3 separate regions of the Homo sapiens genome follow, and regions 1 and 3 are each linked to region 2. A link is a contact called in ENCODE Hi-C data. All regions are on one chromosome and are shown on one strand. Each heading gives the region's core, a stretch centred on a gene start or an enhancer-like site at or near the end of the contact. The rest is flanking DNA. Distances are from core to core; before and after follow the strand shown.

What was found. Hi-C counts contacts between places; a loop is a spot of excess contacts on that map. Pooled maps may share reads with other maps.
Region 1: a loop to region 2 is called in a pooled map, with 19 times the contacts of the local background. The contact joins the promoter of PAX9 here to the promoter of NPAS3 in region 2. A Hi-C loop is called at or near these places in 4 of 37 single-sample maps with no recorded cell type and 9 of 50 pooled maps.
Region 3: a loop to region 2 is called in a pooled map, with 17 times the contacts of the local background. The contact joins the promoter of NKX2-1-AS1 here to the promoter of NPAS3 in region 2. A Hi-C loop is called at or near these places in 1 of 168 maps with a recorded cell type or tissue (naive thymus-derived CD4-positive, alpha-beta T cell), 3 of 37 single-sample maps with no recorded cell type and 9 of 50 pooled maps.

The regions. Positions count from the first base shown.
Region 1 is chr14:36,660,477-36,663,176 of GRCh38, forward strand. PAX9 (paired box 9) reads left to right here and starts at 1,384. Exons shown (of 4, transcript NM_001372076.1): 1 at 1,384-1,617; 2 at 2,421-2,700. The coding sequence starts at 1,614. RefSeq lists a promoter at 118-1,315, a cis regulatory region at 575-1,087 and enhancers at 1,852-2,363, 2,364-2,700.
Region 2 is chr14:32,937,619-32,940,318 of GRCh38, forward strand. NPAS3 (neuronal PAS domain protein 3) reads left to right here and starts at 1,261. Exons shown (of 12, transcript NM_001164749.2): 1 at 1,261-1,748. The coding sequence starts at 1,699.
Region 3 is chr14:36,518,028-36,520,727 of GRCh38, forward strand. It overlaps NKX2-1-AS1 (NKX2-1 antisense RNA 1), which reads left to right and starts at 1,251. Exons shown (of 2, transcript NR_103710.1): 1 at 1,251-1,652. It overlaps NKX2-1 (NK2 homeobox 1), which reads right to left and starts at 2,205. Exons shown (of 3, transcript NM_001079668.3): 1 at 2,026-2,205; 2 at 958-1,343. The coding sequence starts at 2,102. It overlaps SFTA3 (surfactant associated 3), which reads right to left and starts at 1,529. Exons shown (of 5, transcript NR_161365.1): 1 at 1,441-1,529. RefSeq lists enhancers at 1-462, 1,621-2,620, 2,621-2,700.

The sequences.
Region 1 (2,700 bases), core at 134-2,633, 3.7 Mb after region 2:
ATCCTAACCATAGAAGTGGGAATCTGGAGATCTGTTCCTTTGCAGAAGCATGGCTGATCATAGTTTTTTCCTGGGTTCTTGCAACTTACTGACCTGAGATCTGGGACCAGTCAGCTTCTCTGGGTGTAGACCGCAGCCACACACATCCCTGGGGACTGTTGGGGAAGCAGCCTGAATCCTGTGTGCACAAGGAGCCTTCTGGATTGTCAAGTAGCAGTAACAGAGTTCACGACCCCAAGCAGTACAAACTCCCAAATTCACGAAAATATTTCTCTTCTTGTTTATTATTTTGATTCACATTCTCCACAACCCTAACTGCAAATATTAATAACTTTGGCTGCAAAAAAGCATACGGTACACTTTAGATTAGACTTACAGTGAATAAAAGTGAAAATTCAGAAGTAGGCAGAACGACAGGGCCTCTGGAGCTTAATGGAAGACGAGGGAATTACATCCATGTGCAGCGTCGGTGTCCACTGTCTTGGGACTAAGTCTCTTTCATATTTAAACAAAACTCTTTCGAGAGGGCTCGCTGGTTTGGAGAACCCTCACAAACGCTGCCACCGAGGGCCAGGGGCCCAGGACAGTGGCTGAATGTGGCAGAGCCTTGGGCTCCGTAGTGAGTGCCCCACGCACTGGCAATTGGTCGACTTGGGGCTGTGCGCTAGCGTTAGCCGCCTGTGGTTCAGTTCCCCGCACACGGCGTGGCCCGTGCCTCGAGCCTGTGTGGCTAGTGGTTGGCCGGTCCACCTGGACTGGGGGGTCGCCGCAGGAAGCTGGCGGTAGGAGGAACCTCCCTGGCCTTAACAGTGGCCCCCACCTGTGGCTCGGGCTCCCCGCAACCTCCTGGTTTCTTTGGCCGGCCTATCTTCTCACACCTGCGCTCTCGCCACCTGGCATGGACTGAAGTGAGGTAGAATCGGCAGGTGACACAGATCCTCTCCTGACAGTCCCCAGAGGCCCGCATGACAGATTTTGCTAAGACAACTCCCTCACCCCTGTGCACGGTGGCGCCCGCCTCCCACCTATAGCCTTAACTTCAATTCTGAGATGTCCATCGTTCCCCGGAGGAGGTCTCCTCGGGCCCCTTCTCCCTTCGAGTCATTCACATTCAGACCAAACGCTTTCATTTGTTTATTCAGCATTTTACCAGCCTGATTTTGCTGTCTTTTTGTGCCGCTTCTGGGAAGATGTCAAACACCCATTTTCATTGTATTTAGTCACCCAGGTGGGGAGCTAGCCTGAAAGAGACAGCGGAAGGAGTTTCCTGGACTGCGCTGTCGCTCACCGACCCGCACCAATCACCATGCAGCTTGCCCTCGGACCCGCCCCTTTTAGGGCGTGTCCCCAGTGAGTGATAGACGGAGCCGCCCTGCCCTGCTCAGCCCAGCCCACGTTGCTGCTTAGATTGAAATGCAGAACTCAAGCCTCTTTCATCGGGGCACAGACTTCCTTTTACTTCTTCCTTTTGCCCTCTCGCCTCCTCCTCCTGGGAAGAAGCGGAGGCGCCGGCGGTCGGCCGGGATAGCAACAGGCCGGGCCACTGAGGCGGTGCGGAAAGTTTCTGTCTGGGAGTGCGGAACTGGGGCCGGGTTGGTGTACTGCTCGGAGCAATGGGTGAGTGGCGGCGGGGGACTCTGTCAGAGCCGGGAAGGGAGGGAGGGAGCGAGCGGGCAAGGGAGGGAGGGAGGGAGGGAGCGCGAGGGCGCGCGCCACTAGGCGCTCACATTCTCTATTGACTTTGCTCGTGTTCCTACAAGTTGTAGGAACACGCTAAGGGTCAGCGGCGCACAGCAGTTCAATGTGAACGCTGGCTACTGGGTGGCTGTTGATGCCATTTTCTGATTTTAAGAGAAGGGAGCTGTGGCATCAGCGAGCCCCTCAGCCCGAGTAGCAAACCAAGTTTTGTTTCACACGCGCGCACACATGCAAACAAAACAGGAAAAGAAAAGAAAAGAAAACAAACAACAACAAATAAAACACCCTCTAGCTTCCCCTAGACTTTGTTTAACTGGCCGGGTCTCCAGAAGGAACGCTGGGGATGGGATGGGTGGAGAGAGGGAGCGGCTCAAGGACTTTAGTGAGGAGCAGGCGAGAAGGAGCACGTTCAGGCGTCAAGACCGATTTCTCCCCCTGCTTCGGGAGACTTTTGAACGCTCGGAGAGGCCCGGCATCTCACCACTTTACTTGGCCGTAGGGGCCTCCGGCACGGCAGGAATGAGGGAGGGGGTCCGATTGGACAGTGACGGTTTGGGGCCGTTCGGCTATGTTCAGGGACCATATGGTTTGGGGACAGCCCCAGTAGTTAGTAGGGGACGGGTGCGTTCGCCCAGTCCCCGGATGCGTAGGGAGGCCCAGTGGCAGGCAGCTGTCCCAAGCAGCGGGTGCGCGTCCCTGCGCGCTGTGTGTTCATTTTGCAGAGCCAGCCTTCGGGGAGGTGAACCAGCTGGGAGGAGTGTTCGTGAACGGGAGGCCGCTGCCCAACGCCATCCGGCTTCGCATCGTGGAACTGGCCCAACTGGGCATCCGACCGTGTGACATCAGCCGCCAGCTACGGGTCTCGCACGGCTGCGTCAGCAAGATCCTGGCGCGATACAACGAGACGGGCTCGATCTTGCCAGGAGCCATCGGGGGCAGCAAGCCCCGGGTCACTACCCCCACCGTGGTGAAACACATCCGGACCTACAAGCAGAGAGACCC
Region 2 (2,700 bases), core at 11-2,510:
CATTTATGTGTTCCTTTGGAAGTTTCCAACTCCCAGCCCTACTTTACTGGAGTCGTAGAGACCGAATGGAGGACCCCTTTTCAGGTCTTTATTTTTTTCTTAAGCTTAAAGTCAAATGCAGAACCTCACACAGGACTGATGTTTTCCATCAGGCGCTTTCATTCATTCAAAGTGGAAATGCTTTGGGAGTCCTTTCTACTTGCCTGGTTGACACATGACTGACCCAAGTCTCTGCGTAAAAAGCTGTCCACACGCTTCTGATTGGTTTAGTGGAGAAAACGCTCTGACCAGGGTCTACCCAGGTAACAGGATTCTAGCCCGGGCCCTGCACTGAGTAGCCAGCCTTTCTCTAGGCCTTGCTGAACTGTCAAACCGGGGTGCGGCTGGGCTAGATCCCAGAGGGTGGCAGTCCGGTCCCAAGTCCCGGGACCCGAGTCGGGAGGGGCTTCTGTATGTGAGTTTAAACGCGCGGGGATTCACCTGTGAACCCTGGGGTCTGCACTCCTGTACGTCCGTGACTGATGCAGATGCTCCGGCTTTGGGAACGCTGCTGAGAGCGCCAGAGCCACAAGGTGCTTGTGCTGCTGCTGCACCGCCCACGGGGCTCTTGGGCCCATCTGCTTGGGCCAGCGCACCCCCCATCCGTATTGATTTCCGCTGCCCCCAAGGAGCTCCCGGGACTGTGTCCTGCCCCAGCTCGCTCCTGTGGCCTCCCAGTTCCTTTTTCTGTTTCTTTCTTTCCTCCTGGCTGCAATACTCCAGAGAAGGGAAGTGTTTGAAACTGCAACTGAGTGGCGTTGTTGCGCCGGCAGCCGAGCCTCCCAGTCCCCCAACGAGAAAGAGAGAGAGAGAGAGAGAGAGAGAAATTGAGAGAGAGAGAGAGAGAGAGAGAGAGAGAGAGAGAGAAGGGGGGGGAGGTGTGTGTCTGCGTACGAGAGAGCGCTCTGGAGCAAAGCAGCTGGAAAATGCCCAGAAATACTTTCACAGCGGTCAAGCTGGAACCCCCCGCGTGTCCTCCCCCTTCCCGCTCCTCCCGGCCTAGACCCCGCGCCCCCCGCAGGGAGGGTGTGCGCCCCACCTGCCACCGGGCTGCTCCGGGTGGTAGAAAGGGGTGACGGGGGACGGGGGCGGGGGCGGGTGGCGGCGCGGGGGTGAGAACCCGGAGGCGGCGGGGCCCTGGGCCGGGCTGCCCGCGGGACCGCGCGGCCGCCTCCCCCCGCCGCCGCCGCCGCCTCCCCCTCCTCCTCCTCCGCCGCCGCCGCCGGTCGCCTGTCTCCGCGCCGGGCATGCCTCGGGAGCCGGGGCGGCCCGGGCCGCGGGCGCTCTGCGGCGCATGGACGGCGGCGGCGCCGGGCGAGCAGCGGGAGGAGAAGGCGCAGGCGGCGGCGGAAGCGGCGACCCACGGCTGGGAGCACCGGCGGCGCGAGGGGACGGCCGGCCGCCCGCGAGGCTCCGGCCCCACTACTTTTCCGTAGCCTCCCCACCTCAGCAGCACGGCCGCCGCCGCCGCCGCCGCCGCCGCCACGGCCACGGCCACGGCCCCGGCCCCGGCCACCGCCCGCCGGGCAGCCCAGAGCGCCGCGCACGGCCGCACTCTCCCGCCACCCCACGCACACGCACACCCCCGCCCGCCCACGCCCCCCACCCGGGAGGGGGGAGAGAGGCAAAAAGTAAGAGAGGAAAAAAAATAGCAGGAAGATGGCGCCCACCAAGCCCAGCTTTCAGCAGGATCCTTCCAGGCGAGAACGGTAACACTTTTCTGTTTATTGAACCTGCCGCCGGGCCGCTGCTCCCGCCGCCGCCGCCTCCGCCGCCGAGGGCCCCTCTCCGCAGCCCGCCCGCCTCCTGGGCCGCGAGCCCGCGGGGACCTCGTCTGGGCGCAGCGCTCGCCCGGGGCCCCGCGCATTGTCCCCGCGGCGGCTGCGGCAGCGAGAGGCTCTGGCGGCGGCCGGGCTCTCTGAGCAGTCGCACCTCCTCGGCTCGGCGAATAGAGTGACTCACTGACAAAAAAAAAAAAAAAAAGAAGAAAGAAACAGAAAAGAGAAAAAGAAAAAGAAACAAACAGATGCGAAGGCGCTGCCGTGTGACGGGAGCAGCAGCGAGGGTGGGGGGCCGGGGATCCCCGGGGCCGCCGCAGGTCCCCTAGCAGCTGCTCTCGAGGAAGGGAATGAGGCTGGGGAGGGGGAGGGAAGGCGGCGAGCAGGGGGAGGAGGCGAGGAGCAGGAGGAGGAGGCCGGGGGCGGGGAGCGCGGAGCTCGCGCCAGGCCCGGAATGTGTCGCGGAGGGGCCGGCTCCGTCTCCGCGCGAGCAGCTAGGCCGGGCCGAGCCCAGAGGAGCGCGGCCGCCGCCTCCCTGCCTCCCGGGCTGCGCCCTCCGCTCGGCAACTTGTGGGTCTCCCGCTCTGCCCTCCGCTCTCATCTTCCCCTCCTCTCCATACCCCTCCCAAAGGAAAAAGAAAAATAAAGAAGAAAACCCTCAAATCCAAATAAGCAAACAAACAGCGAGATCCAAAATGTGTCAGCAGTTGGAGCATCTATGCCCCGTTAGTTACTGTTTGGGGATCTGTGTTTTAAAAAGTTCCTGGTGAGAATTGCATATCCAAGCAAGGGGCTCAGTCGAGCATGTCTATTTGAAGTTAGTTAAACTAGTACAGCCACAGGGAAAGGGAGTTTGTGTTCAAAATACCCGTAACTGTTCTAC
Region 3 (2,700 bases), core at 1-2,500, 3.6 Mb after region 2:
CGACAAACGCACAGCGTCGGCCGGGGCCAGGCCGAGCCAGGCCACCCCTGTTTTCCGCGCCATTGGCCCGCCCGGCCCGCCCCAACCGACGGCGCCCTCCTGACCCAGGCAGCCTAGCGCTGGGGCCCAAGAGGCCCATCCGCGGGGAACTGCCAGCGCCTGCCCCAGGCCGTACCGTCGAGGGGGCTGTACTGGAGCGCTCACAGCCCCAACCCTGGCTGCCCTCCCTCAGTCTCAGTTCCCTCTTTCGAACCAAAAGACGCAGTGGGGGAAAGGCCGCTTCTGCTCCTTTCGTGCCCAGCCCGGGTCAGAGCATTAGGATTAGCTGGCCACAGGCGGCGAACTGGGCTCAGGCCGGGAGCTGGGGTCCTACGGTAGACCCCAGTTTGGAGAGGTTAGGAGAGGGGGTGTTGACTTCCAAAAGCTGGAGCCCCCAGACGCTTTGCCTCTTGGCTTCTCTCCTGTCAGGCCCCAGTGAGGGCACCTGCTCGGACCCTTAGAGTCCCCTCTGGAACTGCGAGTCCTCCCACCTGCCCAGACTCCGCTGGAGAGAGGGCCGGGCCGGGCGCTCGAGTGCCTCCCAACAGGGCAGCCTCCCTCCTGGCCCGGTCTAGCCTCTCCGCGCTCTGCTCGCCCCTGCTCCTTGAGCTCGGGGTCGCTTCCCTTGGCTCCCCGAGGTCTTCTGCGCCGAGCAGAGCTGCCAGTCCACCGCGCCTAGGAGACGCCGAGTACCCGCATCTGACCGCAGGACCCCAGCGCTACCAAGTGCCTGTTCTTGGACCCCCAGCCGAGCAGGGGGAAGCATCCCCAGCTCCCGCACCCAAGTCCCTGGCGCCGCTGCCGGGCCGCCCTCCCTGATGCCCAGCGCGCAGCCTGCCGGCGCCGCGCCTTCTGGACGGCTCTCGCCGCACCTCCTGAGCTCAGCCCGCGGCCCCGCAGTGGGGCGGCCTCACTTACTGGCGGGGAAGCGCGGGTCTGGGTTGGCGCCGTACCATCCGGGGCCAGAGGCGCTGTTCCTCATGGTGTCCTGGTACGGCGGCAGCTCGCTCATGTTGCCCAGGTTGCCGTTGCAGTAGCCCCCCACGGCGGAGTGCGAGAGCTGGGGCACCCCCGCCGCCGTCATGTGGTAGGCGGCGGTGACGGCGCCGTGGTGCCCCACGGCGTGCTGCTGCATGGCCGCTGTTGGCGGTGCCGCCTGGCCCTGCCTGTACGCCGCCAGCGGAGCCCCGAGGCCGCCGCCCTCCATGCCCACTTTCTTGTAGCTTTCCTCCAGGGGACTCAAGATGTCAGACACTGAGAACGGAGTCGTGTGCTTTGGACTCATCGACATGATTCGGCGGCGGCTGGAGGAGGAAGGAAGAGGAGGAAAAAAAAGGGAGAGGGGGAAGGCGAAGCCTCGCTGCTTTTTTTTTCTCCCTTTGCCAAATATTCTGGTGTTACCTTAACGCCGATCTTGTTGGATGTACACGTAACGGAGTGGACCGAGTCCTCCTTAATTGGCTTGAGTGGAGGCTCGGGGGCTGCCTCGCGTTTGTTTTAGCCCGGCGCCAGGTTTTAGGCAGCCACCAGAGGCGGGGCGTAAGCGCTAAAGCAACAAGACAATAGAAGCCTACATCTTGCCCGAGATAATTAGCTTACATGCTGATGACAAGGTAAACACCTTTAAGTTTCACTTGTCAGGATTTTTAGGTCTCAAAGAGAGAGAGAGAGAGGCAGAGACGAGACCCAAAGCATTTCCCCCCTCCCTTGGACACCCCCACCCCCATTTTTTGTGGGGTACCAGCGGAGCGCGGGGAGGAGGTGGAGGGGAGGGGAAGGAGGAGGGAACCGAGAGCGGGGAGGGCAGGAGGTGGGGTGGGGGAGTAACAGAGGAGGAGAGATGGTTGAGAGGAAGGAAGGTGAATGCTGCTTTGCAACCAACTTGCGGAGTTACAAAGTGGAACCACTTTCCAATTCGGTCGGGGTTCCCCGGGCACGGACAGGTCTTTAGGAGGAGGGGGCTGAGGGACAGGGTGGGGGTTTCACCTGAGCCTGCCGGGGCTGCTCCTCCCTCCCGCCGCGGCCTCCCAGCCCCGCGCCTTCCCACTGCCTCCGGACCACATCGGGCTTCGCTGCGCTGAGCCCCAGTCGCCAACAAATGAGCGAGCGAGTCTGGGGACGAACCCTGGGGCCGCACTGTTGGTCTACGTGTCTGTCAGTCTGTCTGCCTCTCTTCTGCCGCCGTCAGAGGGACACCTCTGCTCCCCGCCCCCTTTCCCCCTACCGGAGAGAATCCGAGCGGGCGGAGGGGGCGCTGAGTAGGGGATCGACTGCCTCCCGGAGGCTGTCCCGGATCCCCGAGCCACAACCCGCCCCCGCAGCTCAGGGGTTTTTCAGTGGGCCACCCCCGCTAACACGCCTCCCCCAAGGTCTTCCCCCCCCCCCCCCACCCCCGGCCGAGCAAACACAGCACTGGCCCCCAGAGCTGGGAGGATGGGAAGGGGTCTCACGGGAGGGTCCGTCACTGAAGTTGCCCCACCTCGAACAAACCTGGTGTCCCTGACCCTCGCCCATCTCCCAGACACGCGGGGATCTGGGGCTGGAGCTGACTTTCCGAGGACATCACAGCCCCAGCACCCGAGCCCAGAGCCACGCTGTTTTCCCCTCTGATGCTTCAGGGAGCGCGCGAGCAGGGAGCGGCGTGAGTGCCCGTCTGTCTGT